7 separate regions of the Homo sapiens genome follow, and regions 2, 3, 4, 5, 6 and 7 are each linked to region 1. A link is a contact called in ENCODE Hi-C or POLR2A ChIA-PET data. All regions are on one chromosome and are shown on one strand. Each heading gives the region's core, a stretch centred on a gene start or an enhancer-like site at or near the end of the contact. The rest is flanking DNA. Distances are from core to core; before and after follow the strand shown.

Region 1 (4,004 bases), core at 489-2,988:
TGAGGACAAGTTGGCATTACAGCAAAGGCTGTGAAATCAGTCAATGCTTGCCAATTCTGCAACCTATTCTAAAGCATAACTCTACATGGAACACCTTGGGTTTATTAATATTTCTAACTTTTAAAGAGAAGTAACTTGTCCACTTTTACCTAGCATATTCTTGCAAAATACCGCCTTTATGGTAACTGAATATTGTTATTACAAAACCAGTACGTTTCTAACAGTTCTGCCTTTCTATTCTTGAATAAGACATTTACTCAATCAGAACATAAGCATCTCTTACCACATATAAGGTATAACATGAATTTGAAAGTCTAATAACAAGTGACATTTCTGAGCTTAGCGCTAAAGGCAAGCATAGCGTTCGATCTGTTTCGATAATAACACAGGCAGTCGAATTCTCTTACTTTAATCTACTACACAAAATTTAAAGAAGAGTTAATAAAGCGATGTAGAACTCAGTAGGGCATTTTTATTCCCAGGGTCAAATGATGGCCATTACTGACACAACTTTTTTTTTCCAAAAGTACACCTACATTTATCAGGAAGCATAATAAGTGTTTGTGAACTTTACTAGCTGTGTGTTCATCAAGATGGCTGAAGCTTTCACACACTGGAGTCTACAAGGAAAGAGTTTACTTGCATACCAGAAGGCAAATCTCATGCTACAAACTGGTGTCAAAGGTTTATGCCAGCACCAATTTCAGTGAGTACACCGTACACACATGCATTCATATACACGTTACTGATAATCTCAGTTGAGGCATTCCCTAACCCTTTTTAAATACACATGTGGAATTTAGAGAGCAGTTTTCAAACTTCAAAGGAACCTTAATCATCTTTTCATAGTTCAAAAAAGGAAAAAATAAACACAGCAATGCAGCAAAGTCATTTCTCCAGCTGAAATGACCTCCAGCTTCTTCGGGCTACTCCCAGTTTCGCAATAAGTGAATCTGAGACGCAAACCACGTACACACAAACGAAGTAGAAGCGGAGAACACTAAAGCTTCCCCAACAGTCCCGGCAAAACCCACCCGGCTTTTCTCAGTCCTCCCGCTTCCCCAGCCCTTCCCGTCTGCGTGCACGCACAGGTACCTTGACACAGACCAGGAAAAGAGAACAAGGATTAATTAGCAGCCAAAAATCCTGTTTTATCACTTACAGCCACTATCCAGGAAAGCGACGGTACTACTAACCTGATTTCAGGGAGGCAAAACTAAACCCAGCAGGGTACAGGAGCATAAATTATACGCGTCTGGAACGTCAACCCAGCAGCTCAAGGCAGCTCAGATGACAATTCAACGAAAAGGGTTTCGCAAATGTTATCTCAAATGAACATTTCCACTTCCAAACCACCCACCAACCTCTCCACTGTCAGTACCCAAATTTGCCTGAAGCAACTCGGGATATAAGCAGCAGCATTTCTTACCTTGTACAAATCTCGACATTTTAGGGGCTTAGTAAAATACTCCGGCTTTTTTTTTTTTTTTCTAGAGGAGTCACGCTACAGGGCAGGTCTCTCTTCCTCTCCTGCTTTAACAACCGATGTATTCTTTCTCCTCCTATATTTAACTACTTAAGGGAGTATTTATTCAAAGCGATTAAAACTGGCTCAAGAAAAAAGAAAAGAAAGAAAGAAACTCCTTCCCCAATTCCAAAAGACGGAAACTTGGTGCGACTGAGTCGGTTTGGGAACTCCTGAGCTCCGGACACAAATGAGGGCCAGCTGGAGACTCCCGGAAAAGGTAAAACCACACGAACTTAAATTTCTTCAATGAAAGAGGCGGACCTACAGCGGCTATTTCACCGCCCCCAAGTCCCCACGCCCTCCAGGGCTGTACTGCAGGAGGCACTGGCAGGCCGCGCCCCTAGCTGCCCCCTCCCCGCGCCGCCGTCCAGGCCCCAAACGCCTCCCCCGAAAACCCCGGTTAACAGCGGCTCCCGCCCAAGCAGGGGTCGGGGAGGCGGGCGAGGCCGGCCAGCGGGGGCAGTGCAACCATTTTCACCAGCCATAAACATCCTGGGACTAGGAGGCGCTACCAATTCCACGCTCTGGCTGGCCGACCGGTCGGGGCCTCAGCTCCCCGCCTTCCCGCCTCGAGCAGTGAAACCCGGCCGCAGCTTTTTCTCGGTAGGGGCCGAAGGCTACGCTGCCCCTCCCCCGCAGCGGACACTAAGGGGTCACCGGCTAGAGGCAGACCCGTGCACCGGCGCGGGAGTCCCAAGGGAGGGCACCGACCCTTCCCGTACATATTCTCGCCCCGCCTGCCCTGCGCTCCTCAGAAGCCCAAATTCCGCCTCCGAGACCACACAGCGGGCCAGCGAGAGCGGGAAACACACTCATCCAGGGGGTCGCCGGAAGCCCAACCCCGCCCCTCCTCAAGCCGCCAGCGAGACCCACCTTCCTCTTCCTTTAGCAGCTGGGAAATTGGGGGCGTTTATGGCGCCCCGGGAAGAAGGCTCGCAGGCTGAAAGTCACCTCTGAGGCGCCCTTCTCTCTCTCTCTCTTCCCTCACACATGCACACCTTGAGCCCCTCCCTAACGGTCGCAGCCCAGCTGCTAACCCCCCCTTGTCCACCCGTCAGCCGGCTCCCGACACCCACAGCCCCTACTTTCTCCTAAACACCTCCCCTCCCCCTCCATTCGGAGCAGCCCCTTCAATGCGGAAATGTCCCTGCCGCACGGACCGACAGGCGCAGCCGCCAGTCAGGAGCCGAGGCGGACGCAGGCTCTGGCCAATGAGACGTGTGGAGGTGGCAAGGGGCGGGGCGTTGCGGCACTTGAGAGCCCGTCGGAGTTGGGCACTGAGCAGTACGCGGGGATACCGCGCGTGGGAGCAGCACTTACGGCGGCGTTGCGGCCAGGGAAGCCTCGCCAGTATATCTCAGTGAGGGAGAGCACCTGAGCACGACTGGTTATTTTTCCAATCAGTAAAAATATTCCCGCTGACTAGGGACTAAAGAAAGCCCTGCGGATAGAGCCGGAGCTCCCCACCGCAGCTGCCCCGAGGGAGCCCAGACGCTTCTCAGGGGACGCTTGCTCCCCTCATCACATCTGGTTGGGGGAGGGTGAGGATGCGTTAGGGAGTAGGCATTGGCCTGTGTGGGCCAGCTAACAAAAGGAGGGTTTAGGCATTGAAGAAAGTGACAAGTGAAGGCTCCCTCACCGGAACCACCACCATCCCCATTGCCCCGGTTCCTAATCCTGTAGAGCTGCTGTGATAGGCGTTTACTTTTCTCTTCAACGTGGAACTGGCCTAAGTTACTCCTCAAGAGATGCTTTTCTTTTGGTAGATTCTTGAAGTCCTCAAGGAAAGAGGATGTTACACGGAACTTGACACTAGCCTGGGGACTGTTACAGGGCCAGCCCACGGCTTGTCAAATCACACCTGGTACCGTCAACCCCACCTGCATCTAAGACTCAGTGTGCCTGGCAGCGAGTGCATTTCAGACTTTGCATTTCCACTTTAAGACTCAAATAGCCCGCACCAGGGCAGATGATTTGCCAGCGCCTTCTCTTAAGTGCCTTCAATAAACAAGTACGGTAATTACAGAAGAGTTTGAGGCTTTGGGCAGCACTAATCAACCAAGGTAAAGTGAGAATTTTTTAATGACTCATTGTCTAAACAAAGGAACTTTGATTTTTTGGTTCTACGTCTTTATATGGAAATGTTATTAGAACAAACAACACAGAAAAGGCTAGTGAAAAATTGTTATACTAGAGAATGACAACCATTGGTACTGTGTTTCTTACATGAAATCCAAAAAGATTACACTCAAAAACCTCTCGGCCGTAAAACGAATTTTCCCCAGACAAAACAAGTGTCTAAAATCCAGATGTCTACAGTTTAATAACAGCATTTGGAGACTGAAGATCTTAACAAAATCTCTACATCCTTTGTATACAGTACAAAAATTGTTCCAGCACTGAAAAAGCAGTCTTTACCAATGAGCATTAGTACCAAAATAAAATACTACCGAAAGATTTGGGCCACGTAGGGTTA
Region 2 (4,004 bases), core at 549-3,048, 2.0 Mb after region 1:
GTTATCTGTAGCCTTTACATTGTGACTTGCAGAAAAAATTAAGAAAAATTATTCCAGTGTTAGAAAATGATTATCTATTTCAGCAAAGAAGTTGCTCATAACATTGACAAGTGAAATTCTGACATAGATCTTGGATATGTCACTCTCATCTTAATCACAAATAAAAACAAAAATATTAACCAACATTCATGTTGGAACTAGGTTGTTAAACAATTGCAACCATAAGTTGGCCACAAATACAGGAGTACAGCATAAACCAACGAAAGCATTCTGAGAGAAGCAATTGTCTATGAGGAATTTACAGTAAAGAGAATAGGATATTTCATTATTTATAATTCATCTGCTATAATTCCTTATCAATACTTTTGTTGGTGGTGGTGGTGGTGAGACGGAGTCTTGCTTTATTGCCCAGGCTGGAGTGCAGTGGCGCCATCCCGGCTCACTGCAACCTCCGCCTCCCGGGAGTGCGCCTGTAATCCCAGCTACTCCGGAGGCTGAGGCAGTTTTGTAGCCACAAAACTGGCTGCCGTGTCTGACTGGAAATTGCTCCCCTGGAAACTTGGCCACACCTGGCGGTGCATATCTCATGGTTCTGGCTCTGGCTTCTGCTTAGAACCCAGTCAGCATCTGTTCCAGCATGGGAAGCAACTGTTCAGCTAAAACCAAGAGCAGCCTGAAGGAAGTGGGGACGTAGGAGACTTTGTAGGTGCTCACACCCAGACAGGAGAACAAAGGTTTGGTAAGGGCTCAGACCTTAGAGACGGGTTCTCGACGATGTGCAGCGCATAACGAGGAAAATACTGACCGGAGGGGGCCGGTCGTAGGGCTGGGGAGCAGGAGGAGGGCAAAGGATAGAGAGGGGGTAGATAGGGAGTAGATAGGGGGCGGCAGCCTCGGCCTCAGTAAGCAGGGGCTCAGGGAGCAGATGTCTGAGACTGCACCACGTCCGCTATTTTGAGGTTTGGCTTCTCTTACTGCCACGTGGTGCAGAGGGAAGGCGCCATTTGATGCGTCCAAATCCCGAGTGGGAAGAGAAGATACGGATGAGGGAGATGGATGTGTCTGTGGTGACTCTTGGGCACTTGTGCCGTTCAATCCTGTCACTCTCAAGCTGAAGAACCCAAAGCAAACGCCAGGTTTACAATACCTGCACTATCACTCATTAGTGGGAGGGTCAGGCGCCACCCAACTCTGGGCTTTTATTGGTCATGTCAAGAAAAAAGCGAGAGGGACAACTGGGAGCCTCCTTCTGATTGGTGGATTCCTGCTAGCCCTCAAGTCAATCAGAGTAGAATGTACCGCCCTCCTTCCCACTCTGGCCCCCGCGGGAGACATGTTAGGTAGCGGGACGCCAACCTTGTCACTCTTCTGAGACCGCCACCCAGTAACACGCCCTGCTTTCCTCCGCCGCCGCCGTCTCCTCCATCAACTGTCTCCTTCTAACATGTTATTGCAGTTAATAAAAAAGCGTTCTTTTCTTCACAAAAGCAGTTGTTTCATTGTATAATGTGAGAAGTCTGCGTTCAGGCGGTTAGACGCAAAGGAGTGGAATAAGTGCCCTGTTCAGCCTGCCAACCTTCGGAACCAGCCAACAGACTCGGTACTGACTGCCATGATCCAGTAAGCACCCGACTCGGGTCTCTGGCAGCCTGAGTGGATTTTGCGTGACTTTTGGTCCCTGGCGGCTCCTGTAGCGTCCCCAGTTACGGCGCCCATAGCAACCGGCTCCCTAGCTAGGCGCCCCCGGGTTGCCAGGGGCCGCACCAGCTTTCCCGTCCCGGGCCAGCGCAGGCGCTCAGGCCTCGGAGGCGGGGCGATGGCCACCTCCCACCGAGTGGCGAAGCTGGTGGCCTCCAGTCTCCAGACCCCGGTAAATCCCATCACTGGAGCGCGGGTCGCCCAGTACGAACGCGAAGACCCCTTAAAGGCCCTGGCGGCAGCGGAGGCGATCTTGGAGGACGAAGAGGAGGAGAAAGTGGCTCAGCCCGCTGGGGCATCGGTAATACTGGGGCGGGACTTGGGCTGGGACCTCGCATGGGCTGGGTGCAGGCTGAGGGCTGTCCGGTTCCCCGCCCAGCTGAGGGCAGGCTGGTAAACGCGGGTCCCTGTGCACATAGTCCCTACTTGGTGGTCCTGGCCCAGCCCCTTCTCTACGCTCACGAAAATTACTCTAAATCGAGGCGTTGAAAAGTGTTTTAATTTTCACCAGTCTGTTGTAAAAGCTTCCTAGACAACATTTATGTTACTCTGCTTCTGGCAAGTGCAAAGTATAGAATTTTACTCTCTACTCTCCAGCATCTCGGGAATGGATATATAGAGATATATCTGGCTATATATAGTAATTTGAGGAAAACTGTTCTGTCAGGTGTGTTTCGTTATTACCTTAAGATCTTGGTTATAAGCGGATCTCAACATAGTGCTCTAAAGATGTGTGTTTAAAACCATCACGTGTTCACTGGCTAAATCAGACACGGATACAGATAAGCAAATCACTGAGGTTTCAGTGTTTCCTAAACAGCTCTTTAGGGTACAGCGAGACGGCCTTTTCACTGATCAGTTTTCATTGTTAAATCTGTTGTGGACACCAGTCCAGCAGGTAGAGGGCAGGGTCTGCCATCTGCTCAATTCACTTAAAAGATGGGAATCTTGGCCGGGCGCGGTGGCTCGTGCCTATAATCCCAGCACTTTGGGAGGCCGAGGTGGGCGGGTTACGAGGTCAGGAGTTCGAGACCAGCCTGACCAACATGGTGAAACCCCGTCTGTACTAAAAATACAAAATTTAGCCGGGCGTGGTGGTGCGCCCCTGTAATCCTAGTTACTCGGAAGGCTGAGGCAGGAGAATCGCTTGAACTTGGGAGGTGAGGGTTGCAGTGAGCTGAGATCTCAGACCCAGTCTCAAAAAAAAAAAAAAAAAAAAAAGATGGGAATCTTGAATTTAAACTAGCAATCTGCAGATAGAAAAAATTTCCTAATACCATGTGTCCAAAGCTTCTCAGACACCAAACTTATGATTGAGGACTAACTGAAATCACTGGATATTTTGGAATTCTGATCTCTTTAATCTACAGTAAAATTGTTAATGAGAACATCTTTAGCAACACCTTTTGTGACCAATCTTTCACCAACAGACAAACAACTTGAAGTTATCCAGAGTAAGGCAGACTGAGACCCTGAACATGAACCAGGATCAGAGTGCTAGGACCGATTTTGTTCATGATGAAGCTACCCCTCAACACAATTTTCAGTAGGCAACAAGGCAACGTGATGGAGAAAAAGGATTGAAGAGTTCTGTATTAGGATCCATTCCCTGCCACTTCCTAGGTGGTGTTAGGACATAATTTCCTTAAACCTCAGTTTCCTTATCTGTAAAATAACTATAATAATTGTCTCTTTTTTCCCATCTCAGCTCTATGAGAACCAAATGAAAGAATGTGTGTCTCCTCTAAAGAGCAATCTATGTAAATGAGTTGCCAGTGGGAGTGTCATTTGTGTGCCTTCCCAAAGATTAAACTCAACTTTGGCTTGCTGTGGTAAAGGAGTCAGTCACTTCTAAGTTGCAGATATGCTTCCACAGTGCCCTGTTAAACTGCAAATTTGTGTTAGAAACTGTTATTACCTTAGGAGGGATCAGTTTATACAATAATCTAGTTTGGAAAGGACAGGATCCTACAAAAAAAAAAAGGAAGCCAAGTCTTAAGAGTTTGGTACTGTTCTGAGACCACCACACATGAGGGATCCAAAAGTAAAGCTGGGTAAGCTGCCACAGTGGGCCTGATAGCCAGGGGGCACAGGCTGGGGGAAGAGGCATTAAGAAGGCAGGAAGAGTGCAGGAAATAGGCTCTGCTTTCTTCACTGGTTGGCTTGGGTCTCCATCTTGATTTTTAAAGGTTAATTTGCCTTAACCTTATTATCTATAAAATGTAGTAAAGTCAAATATTATACCTAACCCACAAGATTGATTTGAGAACCACCCATCACAATAGGCCTCTTTCAGCTCTTTGGTT
Region 3 (4,004 bases), core at 572-3,071, 1.8 Mb after region 1:
AATTAAAGAAGTTCCAGTCTGAAACATATTATATGTTAGATGATGGCATCTACTGACTAAATGTAATATTGCATTCCTGTATAAGTCATGAATATCTAGAGGAAGAGCAAAGTTTCTGGTGGCATGGACTGATAAGATCCTCGTAATGTTCTGGGGGTAGAGTACAGCAGTGTGAAGAGGAAAACAGTGACCAATGGGCAAGAAAAAGGCCAGGCACAGTGGCTCATGTCTGTAATCCCAGCACTTTGGGAGGCAAGGTGGGCAGGCCACTTGAGGCCAGGAGTTTGAGACCAGCCTGGCCAACATGGCAAAACCCCATCTCTACTAAAAGTACAAAAACTAGCCAGGTGTGGTGGTGCACACCTATAATCCCAGCTACTCAAGAGGCTGAAGCACGAGAACTGCTTGAACCCAGGAGGCAGAAGTTGCAGTGAGTCGAGATCGCGCCACTGCACTCTAGCTTGGGTGACAGAGCAAGACTGTCTCCAAAAATAAAAGGGAGGGGGGAAGGGGGCAAAGAAAAATTCCTGTACTAAAGACTATGACACAACCAAAAAGTAAACTGACAGGTGTATACTAAAATCCTCAAGCAAGGCAAATTGATCTTGGTGATATATAATTCCAAGAACTCCAACCTTAATTTTCTTCCTGAAATATTTTGTCTTTTGGGTTTTCATTTTTAGGGATATTATGTCTAATTTCACCATGAAAAATACAAGTAGGTTTCACTTCACATAAATTGTTTTCAAGAGAAACTATACTCTGAAAAGTAAAAGATATATTTTATAAATGATTTTTCACTGAGAACATAGGGAAAGAAAATGAGTTTTACACCAGGGAGAATTGTACTCAACCCTCTGGCCCTGCTACTAACTTGTATGACCTTTGTCTTCATTTATTTACCTTAAAATACATTTTTTAAGAACTGGCATATAATAGGTACTTTTTCTATTTTTATTTTTTGAGACAGAGTCTCACTCTGTCACGTAGGCTGGAGTGCCAGTGATGCAATCATGGCCAACTACAGCCTCAACTCCCTAGGCTCAAGTAATCCTCCCACCTCAGCCTCCCAAGTAGCTGGGACTACAGGTACATGCCACCATGCCCAGCTAATTATTGTAATTTTTGTAGACAGGGTCTCTATGTTGACTAGGCTAATCTCAAATTCCTGGCCTCACGCAATCCCCCAAGTCTTGGCCTCCCAAAGTGCTGGGATTACAGGCATAAGCCACCGTGCCCAGCTAAGCGGTACTCTTAACAAATGGCTATTGGTATGATTATCAAAGGGATTGCTAGCTATATAAATTTTTCCCAGGAGGGCCTTTGGGCAATAAAACTACATGTTACTATGCCAGAAAATACTTGACCAGTTAGGTTTCATAGTTCCTATGGAATTCTTGGTTCTAAGGATATTTGTGTTTAGTAGAAAGAGCTTTAAATAAGAAAAAAGAACACTTCTTTTCAGGTATTTAATTTTCTTAACTTCCAAAAGATAGAAAATACTACCTGGCATATCTCACACTTAATACTCCACAAGCAGATATATATGTTCCTTCGTCAGACAGAATTGTGCTTTCCTATATTTCCATAACTACGTACCAGAAACTGGCCAGCAATACTTGAAATTGCAACTTGGGCTATCCAACCATGGTGGTATGATGCAAGAGCAGCTTACTCCCCCTGATATTTAAGAGGCATATGCTGTGCAAGAGCTAGAAAATCAGCCAGCACCACCTAACCACAATGTGCTATTCTCACTTCCTCTCTGAGTCAAGTTTGCTAATCAACTCCTCAAAGAAAGGCCATAGTGATATTCCATCAGGTAAAAGGGAAGAGCACAGGCTTGTTCTCTTTAAGGCTGGGACAACTGCCAGGACTTTTCTGAATAAGACCTACTCTTTATGTGTATCCTTGCAATCATAAGATGTAGAATGTAAATGAATATACAAGCTAGGAATGGTTTCCTTAAAAAATGTGAAGTGCATATTCTCTGCTTGAAGGAAAGAAGACAGGAAATAGCATCCAACCCAACTACAGAGTAACTTAACAGCAGTCAGATTCAGAAAATGTGCTAACCCAATTTTCAGGCACAATTTTCTGGCCCTTCAAAGGCTGGAAATAAATGCAAGCATTCTGAGCTTGATTTCTCTTGGGAATGGCAGAGAAAGTTAAAGTTTTCTCCAAATTAAGCTTCATTTATCTACTTACGTTCTTAGAAACTGTAAAAGAAAATCAATATAAGTTTTTCAAAATACATACACACAACTATATATGCTGTGTATATGAGTATACATAAACTGTCTTTCATTAGAAATGAAATTTTAAGGAAGGTGGCCAACAAATCTAACATTAAAAAAATAAGGAAACAGGCTAGGAGTGATGCCTCACACCTGTAATCTTAGCACTTTGGGAAGCCAAGGCAGGCAAATCACTTGAGGTCAGGAGTTCAAGATCAGCCTGGGCAACATGGTGAAACCCCGGCTCTACTAACAATACAAAAATTAGCCAGGCGTGGTGATGTATGCCTGTAAGTCCAGCTACTTGGGAAGCTGAGGCATGAGAATTTGCTTGAATCCAGGAGGCTGAGGTTGCAATAAGCCAAGATCGTGCCACTGTACTCCAGCCTGGGCAACAGAGCAAGACTCCGTCTCAAAAATAAATAAATAAATAAATAAATGATAAAAAATAAAATATCAAAAAATAAAACATTTAAAAAAGAAACAATCATGCCTAGATAACAGAAAATTGGAAAAAAGAAAGCCATACGTTATTGTGATAAATTCTACAACAAAATTCAAAGCCATTTTCAATTTCTCAGTTATTGGAGTATTGCTGCTATTATTAACAATATCTTCATTACTTAATACATTTTGATTCATCGTTTTTTGGTTATTTTTGTTGTTGTTGTTGTTTGTTGCTGTTGCTGTTTGAGACAGAGTCTCACTCCGTCACCCAGGCTGGAGTGCAATGGCGCCATCTCGGCTGACTGCAACCTCCGCCTCCTGGATTCAAGCAATTCTCCTGCCTTAGCCTCCCAAGTAGCTGGGATTACAGGTGCATGCCACCACGCCCGACTAGTTTTGTATTTTTAGTAGAGATGGGGTTTCACCATGTTGGCCAGGCTGGTCTTGAACTCCTAACCTCAGGTGATCCTCCCATCTCGGCCTCTCAAAGTGCTGGGATTACAGGAGTGAGCCACCATGCCCAGACTGATTCACCAGTTTTTAAGACCACTATCCAAGGACAACTCTGTGAGGCAGACCGAATTAGTTCTGTTTTATATGTGAAAAACTGAGAAAAATATGTTAAGTGACTTATCTAACAGTACAAAACTAGTTAATGTGACAGCCAAAACTGGAACATAAGTCTTCTAACTCCTAGATCTTTCTACTAATCCAGTGGTTTCAAATTTTATTTTACCCCCAGAATCTTCTTTCAAACTAATTTTTTGTAGAATCCCACTAATTTAACAGATAAAACTGGAGCTCCTCCAACTAAAATGGCTATTAGGGCCAGAGCCATGTATATTTCAGTTGGCTTCTCCCTCCCCCATGATGGGCTTTGAGACTTCTGGGTAACATCATAACTCCAAGGAGCAAAATGTAAACCATTAAAAGTTATCTCCCTAATTGCCCAAGGAAATCCATAAAGTTCTAATCCAAATATGAATAAGACTAATAACCAGTAAAATGATACCTCTCGCAGCTACCATATCTAAGACTTTCATAATCATAAATATATATTAATGGAAATAAAAGTTATATCCCATACATACCATTCCAAAGATCATGGCCACATAGAGTTTACTAATTACAAAACTGCTCCTATGCACTGTGTGACAGAATGGGAAGGAGCTGGGCAGGGTGTATCCCATTTATTTGGCAATATTACCATCTCGTTTATAATTCTACCTAAGCTATTTGTTTCCCAAGTTAAATATAGATACCTTCCTTCAAATAAAATCTTATGCAGAGAGCATCTTATGAGCTATTCTATTGTAGTTA
Region 4 (4,004 bases), core at 445-2,944, 1.7 Mb after region 1:
GACTACAGGCGTGCACCATCACGCCTCGCTAATTTTTTGTAGAGACAGGATTTTGCCATGTTGTCCAGACTGGTCTTGAACTCCTGAGCTCAAACAATTCACCCACTTCAGCCTCCCAAAGTGCTGGAATTACAGGCATGGGAGGGATTTTTTTTTTCTTTAAATTGAGATGAGGTCTCACCATCATGCCCAGGATGGTCTTGAACTCCTGGGCTCAAGTAATCCTCCCATCTCAGCCTCCTGAGTAGCTGGAACTACAGCTGTGTGCACCACACCCAGCTAATTGTTCAACATTTTTGTAGAGACAGGGTCTTGCTATGTTGCCCAGGCTGGTTTCTAACTCCGGGGCTCAAGTGGTCCTCCTGCTTCAGCCTCCCAAAGTGCTGGGTTACAAGTGTGAGCCACTGTGCTGGGCCAGAATTTATTTATTTATTATTTTTAAAGAACCTTCATTTCCTCTGGCAATCTGCTTGGGGACATGCACATGAATCTCATGGGAGAACAAGAAAACGTTTCCTTTTTGTGTTCTCCACTTTCCCTTCCCTTTCCAGAATCTAGGCCCTGGTGATTCCCTTCAGGAGGCAGGAAAGCGATTCCTTGAAGAACAACAGCCGTCACCTTCCTTCCCAGTTGAGCCAGAAAGGCCCCACAGCTCTGCCACAGATGCTACAGAAAATGTTTCTGGCCTCAACTCCCCAGGGAGGGAGTAAGCCTTGGGGTTAGTTCAGTTGCACAGTTCCACGTCTGTTAGCAGCCACTGGTTCTCTTACTCCAGCTATGTTTAGCTTTGTTTGACTATCTTCCATGGGAACACAACTGCATTAGTGTTCCTTTTCTCAGTTCTCCATTTCAAAAATTTTTATTTATTTATTTAATTTCTGAGAGGGGGTCTTGCTCTGTCACCTAGGATGGAGTGCAGTGGCACAAACACAGCCTCACTGCAGACTCGACCTCCAAGTTCAGCCTCCTGAGTAGTTGGGATCACAGGCATGCACCACCATGCCTGGCTAATTTTTTTATTAGTAGTAGAGACAGGGTCTCCCTATGTTGCCCAGGCTGGCCTTGAACTCCTGAGTTCAAGCAATCCGCCCGCCTCAGCCTCCCAAAGTGCTTGGATTATAGGCGTGAGCCACCGTGCCCCGGTATCGGTTCTCCATTTATAACAACTTGTCACCAAGAACCCGAGACCCAAGCTTGGGTCAATGGTTGTCCAGCTAGGATGAGAATAATGTGCTGGCTATCTGGGTACTGTGGACAGCCTGGAAGCCCCATGTGGCAGCCAACTTACTCATTTTGCACACTGCACCCAGAGAAGGGTGGCACTGAGTGGAAAGTGAGGCCAAGGTCATCACAAACAGCATCAGGCTCTACAAAGAGTGACAGCAACCTGAAGCACAGAGACAGGTCTAACATGGATGCAGGATGTAAGTGACGTTGGACCTAGTCTTAGGTCACATCTGCATACAAAAATCCTCACTACAGGAACTGTCATTATTTAAACACATGAGCAAGGACACAGATTTTTGAAATAAGCACTTATTCTTTTGAAGGGTCTAAAAGGTAGAATGTAGAGATGGAAGACAGTAGACCTGAAATTCCTTCCTGACCACGGCCTTGTACAAATCTTCTGCCCTGTCTGTCCAGATGTTTCCTCATTTTTGACCAGATGCTAAAGCCTCCAAATCAGTCATTCTGAGATCCATGCCAATTCTTAGCCATGATTCTAAAAATAGCCAGAATAGAAATAATATACAATCCTCATATTTATGCTTACTTCTTTAATACAAAAACAGTGTAATAACAGCATGAAGGAAATAATTTAATGATTTTAATTTTTCAGCCTAAAATTATTTTAAACTAATGGTTTCACCTTGTTCCACTTGAGTAATCAAATTCATATTTTCCCCCTTGCCATCTCTCCCCCACCTGCATCCTGTGAATCAACAGAAGTTAAAACCCTAACACCAGTGGGAAACAGAAACTAGCCAAGAGCATGTAAAACAGAAACAAGACAGGCGTGGTGGTGCTGAGGTGGGAAGATCACTTGAGCCCAGGAGTTCAGGCTGCAGTGAATAATGGTTGCACCATTGCACTCTAGCTTGGGGGACAGCGTGAGACCCTGTCTCTATATTAAATTTTAAAATATAATAAAAGAGAAAGAAAATGCCTAATTACAGTTCTTGGTGAATAAATGATGTAAATGCCCATATTTTACTACCTGCTCACGTATAGCGTTAGTATTGTAATCAGATAGTTTATGTACCAAACTTGTAAGTTATGCCAGTTGGGACCATTTATCTAACAGGAAGCAGGCCCAGGCAGGTTCCTTTGCAACAAAGGATGGTTCAATGTTGCATACAGTTGAGTTGCCATGAGAGACAATTATGGCCATCCCCAAATAAGGAAAACTTGATTGCACTTAGATAAAAATTGCGATTTTTCAAATTTTGAGGTCAAAACCTGTATACTCTACAACTAGAGGTAAGCTTAAGCTAATTATGTTCTATTTGAGTCTTCCCTTCTGCTGACTAAATCACCATTTAAAATATTTGTAAACCTTGGTTGTAAAGTTGGACACCTAAGAATTCAAAATAGCAATTGTCCCACAAAGCCCCATCCCTTCCAGTATTGTGTTCTTTTAGGAAAGTATTCAATTATCTCTCAGCTGATCCTAAGATTCCTTCTATATCTTGTCCCTTTCATTTGTTTAGATATTTACTATACACTTTGAGGCTGGGTGCAGCGGCTCATGCCTGTCATCCCAGCACTTTGGGAGGCCGAGGTGGGTGGATCACCGAAGGTCAGGAGTTTGAGACCAGCCTGGCCAACATGGTGAAACCACGTCTCTACTAAAAATATAAAAATTAGCTGGGTGCGGTGGCGCATGCCTGTAATCCCAGCTACTCGGGAGGCTGACACAGGAGAATCGCTTGAACCTGGGAGGCAGAGGTTGCAGTGAGCAGAGATTGCACCACTGCACTCCACCCTGGGCGACAGAGTGAGACTCCTTCTCAAAAATAAATAAATAAATAAAAGGCTGGGCATGGTGGCTCACACCTGTAATCCCAGCACTTTGGGAGGCCGAGGCGGATGGATCATGAGGTCAGGAGTTCAAGACTAGCCTGGCCAAGATGGTGAAACTCCGTCTCTACTAAAAGTAAAAAAAAAATTAGCTGGGTGCGGTGGCAGGTGCCTGTGATCCCAGGTACTCAGGAGGCTGAGGCAGGAGAATCGCTTGAACTCAAAGGGCGGAGGTTGCAGTGAGCCAAGATCGCGCCACTGCACTCCAGCCTGGGTGACAGAGTGAGACTCCATTTCAATAAATAAATTAAAAAGAAAAAAAAACATACAAAAAGATACTTACTGTACACTTCAGAAAACAGTATTTTCTAACATCGGTTTAGCATTTATTTCCCTTTAATTTCTATTTATATTATTTTCTAAATGTTCACTCAGGTGTAAAAAAATAACTTCAACAATTAATAGTTTGACATGATGTCAGCTATTTAAGATACTCAACATCATCCTCTGCTTTTCACCACCTTCTTGCATTTGGGGGTGAAGAGTTAAACTACTTTTTTTTAATGCTGGAACTCTTTTTGAATCATTATTAAAATAAGACTGGGGGAAGAGAGGTTATATAAAGGAAATAAAGAGTCTATAATGGAATTTAGGCTTTTGCTGTTACAGCTGAGAAGAACTAGAGCTTCCAAGGAAAGCCTGACCTAAGAATAAGGCCAAATCTTTTGCTTCGTATCAACACAACGCTACCAAAATCTGGAGTTATTTTCTGACTTTATTCTGAAAGCTAACTTTTAGCTTGGCTGGACTGTTTTTTTCTTTTCTTCTCTCATCTTTCTCTCTCTCTCATCTCTCTCTCTCTCTCTCTCTCTCTCCTTTTCTTTCTTTTTTAGAGATGGGCTCTTGCTGTTGTTGCCTGAAGCCCCAAACTCCTGGGCTCAAGGCATCCTCCTTCCTCAGCCTCCTGAGCAGCTTGGACTTGA
Region 5 (4,004 bases), core at 565-3,064, 1.6 Mb after region 1:
TCTCCCAAATTCCTCCAGGCTTAACCACCCTCTACTCAAAAGAACCAGGAGCAGGAGTTAGGACAATGGGAAGTGACCGCCCTGCCCTGCCCTGCCGGTCCTCCCTCCGGGTCAGCTGTCAGATCCGCATGGGTGCGACTATAAGCCGGCACCGGAGCCCCGGGACTGGCTCGGCCAGGGTCCCCGCCTTTTCACTCCCAGTCCCGGCCCTGTCGGCCACCTCGTTTACCACCTCCAGAGGCACAAATAATTATACCGGAAGAATTTGTTTTAACAAGTAGAATTCTATATTCACCAACTGGCTTCGCTATCGGATATTACGGTAGGGTTCCAACAAGAGAAGGGCAAAAGAATATAGTTTAATTGTTCTAAACAATCTTTCTGAGAAGTTGGGGTGGCTGAGGCGGCCACGGGGATACAGCTCAGGCACCTGTGAGCTAAGCCCACTCTACAAACTAACCACCCCTACGTTTTGGGCAGAAGAGCGCCGCCTCGCCAACCCAGGTTATAAATGTACATATTTTTAAAGATGAGCTTTGACGCTGTGACACTTGTGGGGAGTCTCCCGACGGCTCCTCTACTTGATGGGGGTACAGGGAGTTCTGCGGCTCCCCAGCCCCGAGTTTCAAATACCGTGGCCTGGAAATTAACCGGGTGACTCGGTTTATTGCCTCCAGAAGGGTCCGCCTGCCGTGCTGGAGTAGCCGCCAGTCCCGCGCCCGCAGCCCCGGCAGGGCCCCCCACGCCCACCTTCCCACGAGGGGTGTCTCGTAGAGTCCGGCTTCAGGCGCTCCCTGGCCTGGCAGCACCCACCCCACCCCGCCCCACCCCACCCCCACGACTCGGGCTAGCAGCCTGGTTAATCATTCAACGCAAACAGTGTGGAATATTTTTTTTAAAAGGTCAAAGCGAAAGGTTTTCCCTAAGTTTGGCAGAAACCAGTTTTGGGGGAGCCGGAGACAGAAGTGGCAGAGGTTGGGGGTGGGGGGTGGGGAGCGGCTGCCGGCGGCTCTTTGGCTCACAAAACACCTGATCTCCCCATGCGGCACGGGAGGCCGGCGCAGTGCGAGGGTGGGGTGCGGGGGTGCGAGCGAGGAATCACGCGCGCCCCCCTCCCCGAAATGCCCGCGCGCCCCGGATGAGGAGGCCCGGCCCCAGATGCCCCTTGCCAAAGCCCGCATCGCCCCGGCGCCGGATCCCCCGGAAGTTGGGGTGCAGCGAGGAGGGGGAAGGTCCCCGGGCTCCAGGGCGAGGTGGGCACGGAATGGGTTGGGAGGTTCCAAAGCCCCGCAGCGGGCGGTGTCCCTCTCCTCTCCCTCTGGGCTGAGGTTGGGTGGCTGGGACGGCGGGAAGGTAAGGGAGGCTTAAATGCGGCAGGAGCCACCTAGGGACGGCTTCCTCCACCGGGGCGCGGGTACGAAGCCGGAACCGGCGAGGAACCGGGCGGGGGTAGCAGGGTGTCCGGAAGGTGGGGCCGGGAAGCAGGGAGGCGGAAGGGGACTGGTAGAGGGGCCTGGCGGTGAGAGGGCAGCGGGGAGGGAGCCGGCGGGGGTGCTCGGCGCCCGGGCCCTACCTTGTCCGGGAGCAGCTCCAGCTCGGCGGGGCGGGGGCAAGGGCGGGAGATCGCGGCCACATCCACGTCCCGGCCGCTCCGCGCGGCTCAGCCCGGCGACCGCCGCAGCTCACGCTCCATGCGCGGCGCCCCGGACGGGCGGCCCGGCGGTGTCGGCGGCAGGGACTGCTCCGGCTTGGCTCTGCTAGCCTCCGGCACTTGTTGCCGCTGCTGCCGCTGCCGCTGCGCCTCACTCCAGGCTCCGGTTCCAGGCGCAGCAGCCGCCGCGGGCGCCCGGCCCCGCCCCTCCCCTGCCCGCCCGCCAATGGGGCCCGGCCCCGCCCCTCACGTCACCGCCCGACGGCCCCGCCCCGCGCCCCAAGTTTTGGGAGGGTTCCGCTCTCCCCACCCGGTACCAGGACCCACCCGGGCCCGCGCTCCCTGCGGCTTCCAGGGACCCTCCAGCCCCCACGCACCCTCCTGCAAAGCCGAGGGTTAAGCTGGGGAAAGGGGGCCTCTAGGAAGGCGACCCCCCTGGAAATGCCTGGCAGCTCCAAAAACACTAATGAAACTCAGCTCCAGCCTCCGCCCCTCCAGTTGTGGGTGGCCCCTCTTGCGGTTCGTCTGAGGCTAGGGGACTAGGCGCATCGCCTAGCGAGACTCCAGTGGCCTTTTCTGTCCAGTTTGTAACCGGAACTAGACCGACCCCGGCCGCCCCCTCCAGTGCTGGGGCGGGTGAGGAATGGCCCCGCCGGGGAGGCGGGGGAGGGAGGCCTGGGCCACCCTGGGGTCTGACCTTTGCTCCACCTCTTAGGTGCTCACGACCCAGAGTGGTGCCCTGCTTGGTACTGCCACTGGATCCTCTGGCTTATGAAGCCGTCCAGGACAGGAAGGGTGGGGGGTGGTCCTTAGTTCTCTTCGTGGGGTCATGCAGAGTGGTTTCCTCGAGGTCCCACGCCCGTCTCAGGAAGCCAGAAACGCAAGATGCCGGGCGCTCGGCCCGAACCCGTGCCGCGGCCCAAGGGGCAAGGCGGATACCGAGGCAAGGCCTAAAGGGCCGGACTCTGACCGCACCCTCCGGACACTGCAGGGCTCCGCCGGCCAGAGGCGGCCTTGGCGCCAACCACACCTAGCAGCGGGGTCCCCGGGCCCACCGATGCGCCCTCCTAGCCCCGCGCTCCTTCGAGGGGTTCCAAGGTGACTCAGAGACGCAGCTGACACAATTCTGAGGCCCCCAGGTAAGCCTGGCGATACCGGATGGAGAAGTTACCTGGTCTTGAAAGGCCCAGTCCAGCCAGCGAGACCCGCGTGCGCTCCGCGGGGAGGCAAGCCTAACCAGGGGCTCACCTGGAAGCGTCCCCGCCCCCTGGTCCTTATCTCTGAATCGAAACCGAACCTGGACCCATCTAGATAATTGGACTGAGCAATTAAGGACGCTTCGCTCCTAACTGTTAGCATTTTTTCCTAAGGCTCTCGGAGGCGGAATCAGCTGGAAAGGAACATTGCTAAGTAGGAATTTCAGGCACCTGTGAACTGAGCCCACTCAATAATCGGCCCTTTCCCTTAACCAAACTCAGCAAAGGAAGAAAGACCAAGTTGCTGCGGATGCACAGAGCCACGTGGGTGCGGGTCCTCTAGAAACAGGAATTCAGAGTCAGTAGATATGGAAATGTTATGGTTTGCAGTCTTCGGACCATGCTGCTTTCATGCTGTTCACATGATTCTCCTCGGACTGCGAGGTAAAGTCCAAGAAACAAGTCGAATGTTTGTATTTTCATAGAAAAAACATCTGTAAGGGTGCACACCGACTGTTAACCACGGTTACGCGGGGAGGGGAAACAAGGGAGTTACATTTTTTTACTCCCTTGACTTTGGATTTTGTATTTTTCCAGTTGTATTTACTTTCATAATTTAGAAAGCTAATAAAACATGTTTAAAGAAACAGAAGCTAGAAATTCTCTAAGAACTCTAGGAAGTAGAGGCCGGGCGCGGTGGCTCACGCCTGTAATCCCAGCACTTTGGGAGGCCGAGGCGGGTGGATCACAAGGTCAGGAGTTCGAGACCTGTCTGGCCAACATGGTGAAACCCTGTTTCTACTAAAAATACAAAAATTAATGGTGACATGTACCTGTAATCCCAGCCACTTGGGAGGCTGAGGCAGGACAATCGCCGAACTCAGGGAGGCGGAGGTTGCAGTAAGCCGAAATCGTGCCACTGTACTCCAGCCTGGGTGACAGAGTGAGACTCTGTCTCAAAAAAAAAAAAAGAACTCTAGGGAGTATAAATTAATAAATGAAGTCTATGTCTTCATTCTGTATCAAAATAATATTGAGTCCATGTTCCTGGGTTTAAATAAAGATATCTCTAGGCTGCTGTCTGATATTTAAATGCAGTGTTGAGACAAAGCGGACATCTAAGGAAGATTTTCTGTGCCATCAGATTGGTATATTGT
Region 6 (4,004 bases), core at 1,080-3,579, 1.6 Mb before region 1:
CAGAAATTAATCACCTCACCTGCCACCTTGCCATTTGTGTACCTTGAAACTGGAGGGTGGAGCCCAAGAGATGCCCACAGGGTGGATAATTTTGACATGGGTAAGTGCCTGTGTTCTGGGAAGTTCAGGAATAACAGGGTGGGATCTCTTTCAGCACTCCCAGGGAGAAGAGCAACCATGGCCAAAGGTGAGACTTGGGTAGATTCCTTAGCCATCTGAGGATTTGGAAGACAATGAGATCTTGCCTTTGCTTAGTACTTTCTCAGGAACTCTCAATGGCCTCAAAAACTGATAAAGACAAGCTTGGCCTTGTTATTCCTGTTTTATAAAGAAACTCACTCGGGGTCTCAGGACTGCTAGGAGAAAACCAGAACCAAGCTGTTCCATCCCCTGGTTCATGCCCTCCCCACCACCACACATCACCAGCGTGAACCCTACTCCATGTCTACAGAGATCATGGCTGTGATAAGCACAAAGCCTGGAGTAAACCACCAGTTTATCCCTGACTCAAGGTGAAACTTTTTGGAGCATTTGTGGCTCTTATATGTATGTAAATTTTAGGAATACTAAATTTGAGGCATTTATTTATTTATTTAGAGACAAAGTTTTGCTCTTGTTGCCCAGGCTGGAGTGCAATGGTGCAATCTCGGTACACTGCAGCCTCCTCCTCCTGGGTTCAAACAATTCTCCTGCCTCGGCCTACTGAGTAGCTGGGATTATGGGTGCCCACCACCACACCCAACTAATTTTTATATTTTTAGTAGAGACAGGGTTTTGCCATGTTGGCCAGGCTGGTCTCAAACGCCTGACCTCAGGTGATCCGCCCACCTCAGCCTCCCAAAGTGCTGGGATTACAGGCATGAGCCACTGCGCCCAGCCTGAGGCAAATATTTAATCTCTTAACCTGTTCAGTGGTTGCTATTTAGTTAACATCGTATCTGGATTGTCCCATGGACATTCAAGAGGATGGAAAAGTCTACTGTGTTTGGAGAGCAGCAAGGGATAGGGACTATGTCTCTTGTTTCTTTTTCTTTCTTTCTTTCTTCTTCTTTTTTTTTTTTTTTGAGATGGAGTTTTGCTCTTGTTGCCCAGGCTGGGGTGCAGTGGCACAATCTTGGCTCACCGCCACCTTCACCTCCTGGGGTCAAGCGATTCTCCTGCCTCAGCTCCCGAGTAGCTGGGATTACAGGCACGCGCCACCACGCCCGGCTAATTCTGTATTTTTAGTACAGACGATGTTTCACCATGTTGGTCAGGCTGGTCTCGAACTCCCGACCTCAGGTGATCTGCCCGCCTCGGCCTTCCAAAGTGCTGGGATTACAGGCGTGTGCCACCGCGCCCGGCCGGGGCTGCTTCTTAACGCGAGAAATTCCATAATTTCTACGGAAATGCAAACGTTTCTGGGCTGTGCTGGGTTGACCTTTTTCTTTGCATGAGTAATGATTCTTAAAAACATCCGTTCCTTGGCCGGGTGCGGTGGCCCATGCCTATAATCCCAGCACTTTGGGATGCCGAGGCAGGCGGATCACGAGGTCAAGAAATCGAGACCATCCTGGCCAACATGATGAAACCCCCTCCCTACTAAAAATACAAAAATTAGCTGGGCGTGGTGGCGCGCGCCTGTAGTCGCAGCTACTCGGGAGGCTGAGGCAGGAGAATCACTTGAACCCAGGAGGTGGAGGTTGCAGTGAGCCTAGATCGCGCCACTGCACTCCAGCCTGAGGACAGAGCGAGACTCCATCTCAAAACAAAACAAAACAAAAATCCATTCCTCTATTGAGACAAAAAAGAAAAAAAATCACAAGATTCACGTGAAACGGAAAAGCCTCTGCCTTTCAGAACCTTGGCAAAGTCGAACCCCCTCCCCTCTCTGGTTGGGTTGGGCTGGAGAAGCCAGCCCCTGGCACCTGCGCCGCCCCTACCTTCCCACCCCGCGGTGGGGGTAGTTGTGCCTCTGAGCCTGAGCACCTCTTCAGCTGTTTTACTCCCTCCCCTCCCTTGAGTTTCCCATCTCTGCCCCCGCCCAACCCCCCGATTTTTAATCTTGGTGTTTGGAAGGAGGGAGGGGGCAAAAACGGGAGCCAGATGTGTACGAGTCCTCCGCTCCCGCCTCCTCCCTCCTCTCGGGCTTCCTAAAACCCGGAGCCCTAATCAAGGAGGATTCGGAGCCAGACGGTCGCGGCGCAAGCAAACAACTCGGCTCCGCGGCTCCCCCGGGAGTGGAAGCCAGGAGGGAGGGGGAGAGGAAGCGGGGCGTGCTCAGTAGGCGGGACAAAGTTTTTTTTTTTTTCTTCTCCCTTTTTTTCGGTCGCAAGTAGGAAGCTTTTTGCACTCCACCACCTCTGGCCGCTGGGAAGACGTCATCGCTTCCGCCCTACTTCCTCCTCCTGTTGGCGGCGGTGAGAATCCAATATGGAGTAAATCGGTGGAGTCGAGAGATGGGGCTCGGACGGGGCGCCCTGCACCGCCTCCCAGGCGCACCTCCCCCGGCCGCCGACCGCTCCCCGGAACCGTGATTGGCCCGGCCCCCCGGGGGCGACCCCGGACTGAGCCCCCCCACCCGCGGCCGGCGCTCTCCTCCTCCTCGCAGCAGTCCCTGCCGCTCCGAGGCGCGCTTGTTTTTCTCCTGCTCTCCCCCACCGCCGTCCCCTTCCCAAATCTCGCCCCCTCTGCCCGCTCCCGAGCCCCCGGAGCCTCCGCCCGCCTCTCCCCACGGCGCTGCGGCGTTCACTCCCCGCGCAGCCTGCCTTTGCACCCCTTCCCCCAAACCCTATCCCGCGCCCTGCTTCCCCTTCTGCTGCGGCGCCCTCTTCATCTCTAGCCGCCCCCCCTCCCCAAATCAGGCGATCTCCGGAGATGTGAAGAAGGGGGGCGAGCGGACAGGAAGATGAAGGGAGCAAAGCTGCCCGCCGCGGGACAGGCGTCTAGGTGAACAAGAAAATGACCGAAGAAACACACCCAGACGAGTAAGTTTGGTCGCGGGGTGGGACGAGGGTGCCCCTCAGGGGCAGCGTGGGGGCCGGGGCTGAGGATGCGGGCGGGGACGCTTATTGGGTGAACTTGGCGTGGGGTGCAGCGACTCGCTGACCTTTCGGCGTTGGGACGCGAGGCTTCCCTGCTTGTTGAAGTGAGGAGAGGGCAAAAACTGCTGCGGGCTGGCGGGCGCACGCCTAGGGTCGGCGGGCTGGTGGCAGCTCCGGGGGCCAAGGGCGTGCGGGTGACCTCCCGGCGGTCTCCGCTCCCTCTCGGAGGACTTACAGCTCCCCCGCCCCCGAAATCCTCGGCGGCTAGAGCGGAAGACCTGACACCCCCACTCCGGCTTCCCGGGGCTGGTGGGTTTTTGCACAGTGACTTTGTGACTCCCGCCGCCCCGCGAGCCCTGCAGTCCGCTCCGGAGCCCACTGGGGCCTAGGCTCCGCCATTTCGTTTTCTTGAATCGCTCTCATTTGCATACCACATTTTCATTCATAAAAAACACGGCGGAGCGAGAGGAGGACAGGCGCGGGCTGCGCGGGGGTCTGGTGCGCCAGGGTCCCCGCGCGGGCCGGCGTGCTGGAGCCGCCCGAGGGGCCCCGCGGCGCGTGAGTGCCTGTGCACGCGCTTGTGGCCGGCACACGCGTCCTGCGGGGTCGGGCGGCTCGGGGCGGACCGAGGCGTGTGCGGCGGGGGCGTGCGGGGCATCGCGCTGGGGGCGCGCGTGTGTGTGTGTGTATGTGAGTGTCCTCGCGGGTGCGCGTGCACGGGCTTGTGCCTGGCCCGCGGGCCCGAGGGGAACAATGCTCGGGGCGCTCCGCCGGAGGGATCCTGGGCCGCCCCGCGCGGGACCCGTGACTGTCGCCAGCCCGGGGCGGAGGTGCAGCTGCCTCCTGCCTCGCGGTCCAGGGGTCCAGTTTGGCATTTTCCCTCCCTGGTCTGAGGCGTTTTCAGTCTCGGGTGCGACGGGGGCGGGGCCGCGGGGCCCGACGCCTCAAGTCTTATGCCTGGGGTTTGAGCGGTCACCGCGC
Region 7 (4,004 bases), core at 625-3,124, 1.1 Mb before region 1:
ATCTCTCTCTTAAGTGCAGACAGCCATCACATTTTCCAGAAGGAGAAATGGAAACAGTTGGAAAGGCAAGTCACTTTGCCCAGGGTTTGCTGTTTTTCACAACCTCAGCAATGAGGAGCTTTGCCTCAATAACTCAAGACAAAATATATTAATAACTCCAAGGCTCAGAATCCAAAATCATCAGAAATCTGGAGAAGGAGCCAGCTGGACTCCTCACTCAACTGAACCTGGTTAGATCAGTAAATGCCTCCGGGCTGCAGTTTCCCCATTTGTGAACTTTGGGCTAATGGAGAAACCAGGAGAGACCAAGGTTTTGGATAAGTCACAGAAAGGATACTACATCATCTCAAAGGATGAAATGCAACTTCTAAGAATTGCAAAAAGCAGGCAAAACTAAGTGAAGATGCTTCTCTCCCTCCCCTCTAGAACTCACACTTTCGCACAAAGAAAGGCCTTTGAAACACAGCACTCTGCCGTGGTCTTTACTGGGGTGGACAGCAACCTGTCCCAAGCCCCAAGCCCTCAGGAGAGGCATATTTCTGGGCAATATGTCTCACTCAACTAACCCCAGCCCTATTATCCGTGGGTCCACTGATAACTGCAGAAAATTGCCAGCTTCCTTCGCAGCCAAGGACTGTAACAGAGAAGGCCATAGATTGCAAGCCGGATGACCCAAGAGGCAAAACTTAACCAATGCTCCCAGAAGCTTTTAGGCACCATGTGGGAGAAAATGAGGCGAAGCCACTGGGGCGTGGTCGGAACATTTTTACCGGGGAGAGCAGCGCGAGAGTATAAGGAGTAAAGAACAGGCGGGGCGGCTGGCTCTTCCCTAACAAACGCCCACCTAACGGTGGGGACTGGTTCTTGCTCAAAGATGCGGCCCTGCTCTTTCGATTGTGCGGTGCGCCCCAGCTGTTTGCAAAGGTGTGGTCAGCACGCAAAAACTCCAGACGTCATTTTGATATTTTTAAAACGTTAAACGCCACCAGCAGCCAGCTAAGAATTAACTCTTAGGAGTGTATAAGCATATGGGTGTATGAACTGGAGGGCATCCGAGAACTGGCGTCTCCCACTGGGCCCTGGGAGAGGTGGAGAGTGTTACCTGGCCAGGTCGAGGAAAGAGTCCACCGTCTCTTTGGGGACAGGAGGAGGCCCCGAGTCCTCCAGCCCCAGGTCGCTGGACTGAAGGGTCTGCGCACCGGATCCTGGCTTGATGATGAACGCCAAGGCCACGGCGAGCGCCGAGGCACTCAGTGTGGTGAGGCCAAAGTAGGCGACAGCGATGCCGCCCAGACGCCCGAGGCAGCTGGCATCGAGCGAGGCGGCGCCCGACACCAGGCTGCAGACCACCAGCGGCAGGATGATCATGCGCAGCATGCGGAGCAGCATCTCGCCGGGGAAGGCCAGGTAGGTGACCTGCGTGCGGCTCAGGCTGAGCCCGCGCAACGCCGCGCCCAGGCCCGCGCCCGCCAGCACCCCGGACACGGTGAGCAGCACCAGCGCTTGGCGCCGCAGGAAGCCCGCGCAACGCCGTGCGCGTCCCGCCGCGGTCCCCGGAGCTCCGGGCCCGGCCGCAGGCCCCGCCTGAGCGCTGTCAAGGTAGCCGTTGGTCTCGTTGCTCTTCTCCATGGCGCTACACGCCGCTCCGAGCTAGAGGTGGCAGGGGACGTGGGCTCTGGCAAAAGACGGGGTTCCCAATGAATGGGTCGGTCGGCCAGTTGTGCTCCGCAGGTTCTGGGAAGCCGCCCCGGGGGTCTCCGGGCCTGGCGCAGGAGCAGGTGCGAGAAAGGCGAGGAGAGGCGCAGAGTGCGGGTTGGAGCCGCGGGCGGAGAGGATCGCGCCCAGCCTCCCTGGAGCAGCCGCCGGCTGGAGATGATGCAAACGGGAGCCGCGAACGCGGACGCAGACGGGGAAGTAGGAGGGCGCGCCAGCGGCCCCAGCCCGCTCACTTCACGCCCGCCGTCCCGCCCCCTGTGGCGCTGGCCAATCACAGCCCGGGAGCCGCCGCCGGGAGCCGCCGCCGGGAGCCTCTGGTCCCCACCCGTGTCGCGGGTGCCGCAGGGGGCGGCCGGGCGGGAGGCTCCACCCGAGGCCGCGGGGGCGCGGGCGGCGCCGGCCAATCCTGGCGCCAATAGCCGCCTACCCGCCCGGCTAACGGAGGCCGGCTCCGGGCGACCGCGGGGAAGTGCGGGCTGAAGGACCGCCCGGGCTCCTTGGCACCTGCCGGGCCCTCTCCCGCGGCCGGGATCTGAGTCCTCGGGGCCAGAGGGCCCGGGAGAACTTAGAACGCAGCGGCGTTCCTCCTCCTGAGGACTGTGGGAGGGGAGGGAGGGGAGGGGAGAAGAGAGGAGGAGAGGGGAGGATCCCTCTCTCCCGGGTGGCGCTTTCGCCCCGCGCGGCCCGCGCTCCTCTCCAGAGCTCGCCGGCCTCTCCCGCCAGGGGGCCGGGCGCGGTGAGGGGGCCCGGGGCGGTCCTGCCGTCGCGTCCCCTCCTGCGGAAGATCCCTTCTTCCAGGGGTCCTCAGGGGCTTGTGCGGTAAAGCACGCCATGGTGCCCAGCAAGGCCCCGGCCTTGAGACAAAGGACGGACCGGAGGATGGATGAATAAGGGGAGCCTTCGCACGCGCTCATTAGGGCTCTAACGCAGCCATACCGCTAGAGAAAGGGGGCTCGCTGTGCCACCAAACCCGGCGCCCCTGGGCCGCGGAACCGCGCGCACCGGGGCGCTCCTGGGCTTGTGTCCTGGGGCCATCAGGATGGGGCTGGGTCGCCCGCCAGGCAGCTGTCTGCGGTATGGGCGTTTAAGACGCAAAGCTCTTCTAGAAGAAACAGAGCTCTCACGCCACCACTTCCAGTTGGTTTCTGCCACGTAACCAAAGCTGAAACACAAGCCACTGGATTTTAACCTCTTCCGTTCCCAGGCCTGAGCCCTGGCGAGAAAACAGCGCAGACGGCGGTTTGGCCATCCTGAACGGTTCCTTATTGTTCACGTTCTATGGATTTCCTGTTTATTTCATCTTTTATTTGATATCTGCTTTGGCCACGCGAGTTACAAGGGAAACTTCTGCTGAGTCTTTTTACTGTATCACAGTTATTATATTTTTATATTTTTTTATTCTGCTTGTGAATTGTTCTTTAAAGACTTCCGTGGGTGGTCTTTTGTTTTTTCTTTTTCCTTCCTTCCTTCCTTCCTTCCTTCCTTCCTTCCTTCCTTCCTTCCTCCCCCCCTCCCTCCCTCCCTCCCTTCCTTCCTTCTTTCCTTCTTTCCCTTTCTTTCCTTTCTTTCCTCTCTTTCTGGGACAAGGTCTCGCTATGTTGCCCAGGCTGGTCTCCCAGTTCCTGGGCTTATGGGATCCTCCTTGGTAGCTGGCACCACCCACTGTGCCAGGCAAGGGAAGACTTAATTGTGGCTAACCTCAATTAAGGAGGAAGGCAATTTACTATAGATTTCTTGCTATAAAGGAGTCATCTTAAAACATGTCATGACATATTTGTGCAAATCAAAATGCCTTCATAAGGAACTTTAAGGAGCTGTCCAAATTTTGAGACAGTGAGTATTTTATTGCTTGGAGCCAGCCAGCTATTGGCTAGAACTTGTAAGGATTGTGTGTGGGGGGGGGGGGGGTGGGCGGGGGAGGTAGTGTCAGATGAAGAGCTGCACATATTTATATCTGGCTTTCCAGAATGCAGTTCATTTCTCTATGTGCACTGAAGAAAGAGTAATTCCTACAGACACACACTGTGTTTTGCCAATCAGCCCTTCCCTTTGTTTTGACTACCACGTTTATGCAAAAGACTCTCAAATCATGCTCCAGAAATGAGTCTTCGGCTGCCTGTTTTACATCTTCACCTGAATATCCTGCAGGCGTCCCAACTAAAATGTTCAAAACCAAACTCATGGTTGCCTTCCTCAAACCTGCTCATCCCTTCGGTTAAAACATAATTGATGACCCAGTCACCTCTGTGTGAAACTTCAAAGCGAACTTTGATTCTTCCCTCTGTGGT

Evidence for each region. Hi-C counts contacts between places; a loop is a spot of excess contacts on that map. ChIA-PET counts read pairs that join two places held with the same protein, here RNA polymerase II (POLR2A). Pooled maps may share reads with other maps.
Region 2: a loop to region 1 is called in a map of B cell, with 21 times the contacts of the local background. The contact joins the promoter of FAM161A here to the promoter of UGP2 in region 1. A Hi-C loop is called at or near these places in 1 of 168 maps with a recorded cell type or tissue (B cell), 1 of 37 single-sample maps with no recorded cell type and 10 of 50 pooled maps.
Region 3: a loop to region 1 is called in a pooled map, with 5 times the contacts of the local background. The contact joins the enhancer-like site here to the promoter of UGP2 in region 1. A Hi-C loop is called at or near these places in 3 of 50 pooled maps. POLR2A ChIA-PET finds 5 or more read pairs at or near these places in 2 of 52 experiments (activated CD4-positive, alpha-beta T cell and common myeloid progenitor, CD34-positive).
Region 4: a map with no recorded cell type shows a loop between it and region 1 (9-fold over the local background). The contact joins the enhancer-like site here to the promoter of UGP2 in region 1. A Hi-C loop is called at or near these places in 1 of 37 single-sample maps with no recorded cell type and 1 of 50 pooled maps. POLR2A ChIA-PET finds 5 or more read pairs at or near these places in 1 of 52 experiments (CD8-positive, alpha-beta T cell).
Region 5: a loop to region 1 is called in a map of B cell, with 6 times the contacts of the local background. The contact joins the promoter of B3GNT2 here to the promoter of UGP2 in region 1. A Hi-C loop is called at or near these places in 5 of 168 maps with a recorded cell type or tissue (B cell, CD4-positive, alpha-beta memory T cell, CD8-positive, alpha-beta T cell and 1 more), 3 of 37 single-sample maps with no recorded cell type and 15 of 50 pooled maps.
Region 6: a loop to region 1 is called in a map of CD8-positive, alpha-beta T cell, with 4 times the contacts of the local background. The contact joins the promoter of SPRED2 here to the promoter of UGP2 in region 1. A Hi-C loop is called at or near these places in 5 of 168 maps with a recorded cell type or tissue (CD4-positive, alpha-beta T cell, CD8-positive, alpha-beta T cell and naive thymus-derived CD4-positive, alpha-beta T cell), 4 of 37 single-sample maps with no recorded cell type and 17 of 50 pooled maps. POLR2A ChIA-PET finds 5 or more read pairs at or near these places in 1 of 52 experiments (BJ).
Region 7: a pooled map shows a loop between it and region 1 (15-fold over the local background). The contact joins the promoter of SLC1A4 here to the promoter of UGP2 in region 1. A Hi-C loop is called at or near these places in 3 of 37 single-sample maps with no recorded cell type and 13 of 50 pooled maps. POLR2A ChIA-PET finds 5 or more read pairs at or near these places in 2 of 52 experiments (GM12878 and activated CD4-positive, alpha-beta T cell).

What each region holds. Positions count from the first base shown.
Region 1 is chr2:63,839,630-63,843,633 of GRCh38, reverse strand. UGP2 (UDP-glucose pyrophosphorylase 2) reads right to left here and starts at 1,738. Exons shown (of 10, transcript NM_006759.4): 1 at 1,430-1,738. The coding sequence starts at 1,448. It also overlaps a transcript of WDPCP not described here. RefSeq lists enhancers at 1,632-1,681, 2,552-2,731 and a silencer at 1,782-2,091.
Region 2 is chr2:61,851,854-61,855,857 of GRCh38, reverse strand. It overlaps FAM161A (FAM161 centrosomal protein A), which reads left to right and starts at 1,798. Exons shown (of 7, transcript NM_001201543.2): 1 at 1,798-1,999. The coding sequence starts at 1,817. RefSeq lists enhancers at 605-654, 1,395-1,624, 1,865-2,024, 2,185-2,314.
Region 3 is chr2:62,037,213-62,041,216 of GRCh38, reverse strand. All of the region lies in intron 2 of COMMD1 (copper metabolism domain containing 1), which reads right to left. Among named protein-coding and RNA genes, the nearest start is that of COMMD1, 130 kb to the right of the region's middle. Within about 2 kb of position 1,821, at least 5 of the 41 ENCODE cell types and tissues checked have a DNase peak (open chromatin) inside an H3K27ac peak, as active enhancers do.
Region 4 is chr2:62,138,946-62,142,949 of GRCh38, reverse strand. No RefSeq gene overlaps it. Among named protein-coding and RNA genes, the nearest start is that of B3GNT2, 55 kb to the left of the region's middle. RefSeq lists an enhancer at 795-884. Within about 2 kb of position 1,694, at least 3 of the 41 ENCODE cell types and tissues checked have a DNase peak (open chromatin) inside an H3K27ac peak, as active enhancers do.
Region 5 is chr2:62,193,925-62,197,928 of GRCh38, reverse strand. B3GNT2 (UDP-GlcNAc:betaGal beta-1,3-N-acetylglucosaminyltransferase 2) reads right to left here and starts at 1,814. Exons shown (of 2, transcript NM_006577.6): 1 at 1,574-1,814. It overlaps LOC124906013 (a long non-coding RNA gene), which reads left to right and starts at 1,916. Exons shown (of 2, transcript XR_007086336.1): 1 at 1,916-2,790; 2 at 3,022-3,940. RefSeq lists enhancers at 419-528, 1,509-2,115, 2,722-3,329 and silencers at 939-1,288, 1,469-1,908, 2,199-2,428.
Region 6 is chr2:65,430,924-65,434,927 of GRCh38, reverse strand. It overlaps SPRED2 (sprouty related EVH1 domain containing 2), which reads left to right and starts at 2,329. Exons shown (of 6, transcript NM_181784.3): 1 at 2,329-2,966. The coding sequence starts at 2,941. RefSeq lists silencers at 2,427-2,626, 3,397-3,446, 3,477-3,986.
Region 7 is chr2:64,987,269-64,991,272 of GRCh38, reverse strand. It overlaps SLC1A4 (solute carrier family 1 member 4), which reads right to left and starts at 1,874. Exons shown (of 8, transcript NM_003038.5): 1 at 1,103-1,874. The coding sequence starts at 1,629. RefSeq lists silencers at 1,475-1,654, 1,865-2,564 and an enhancer at 1,288-1,872.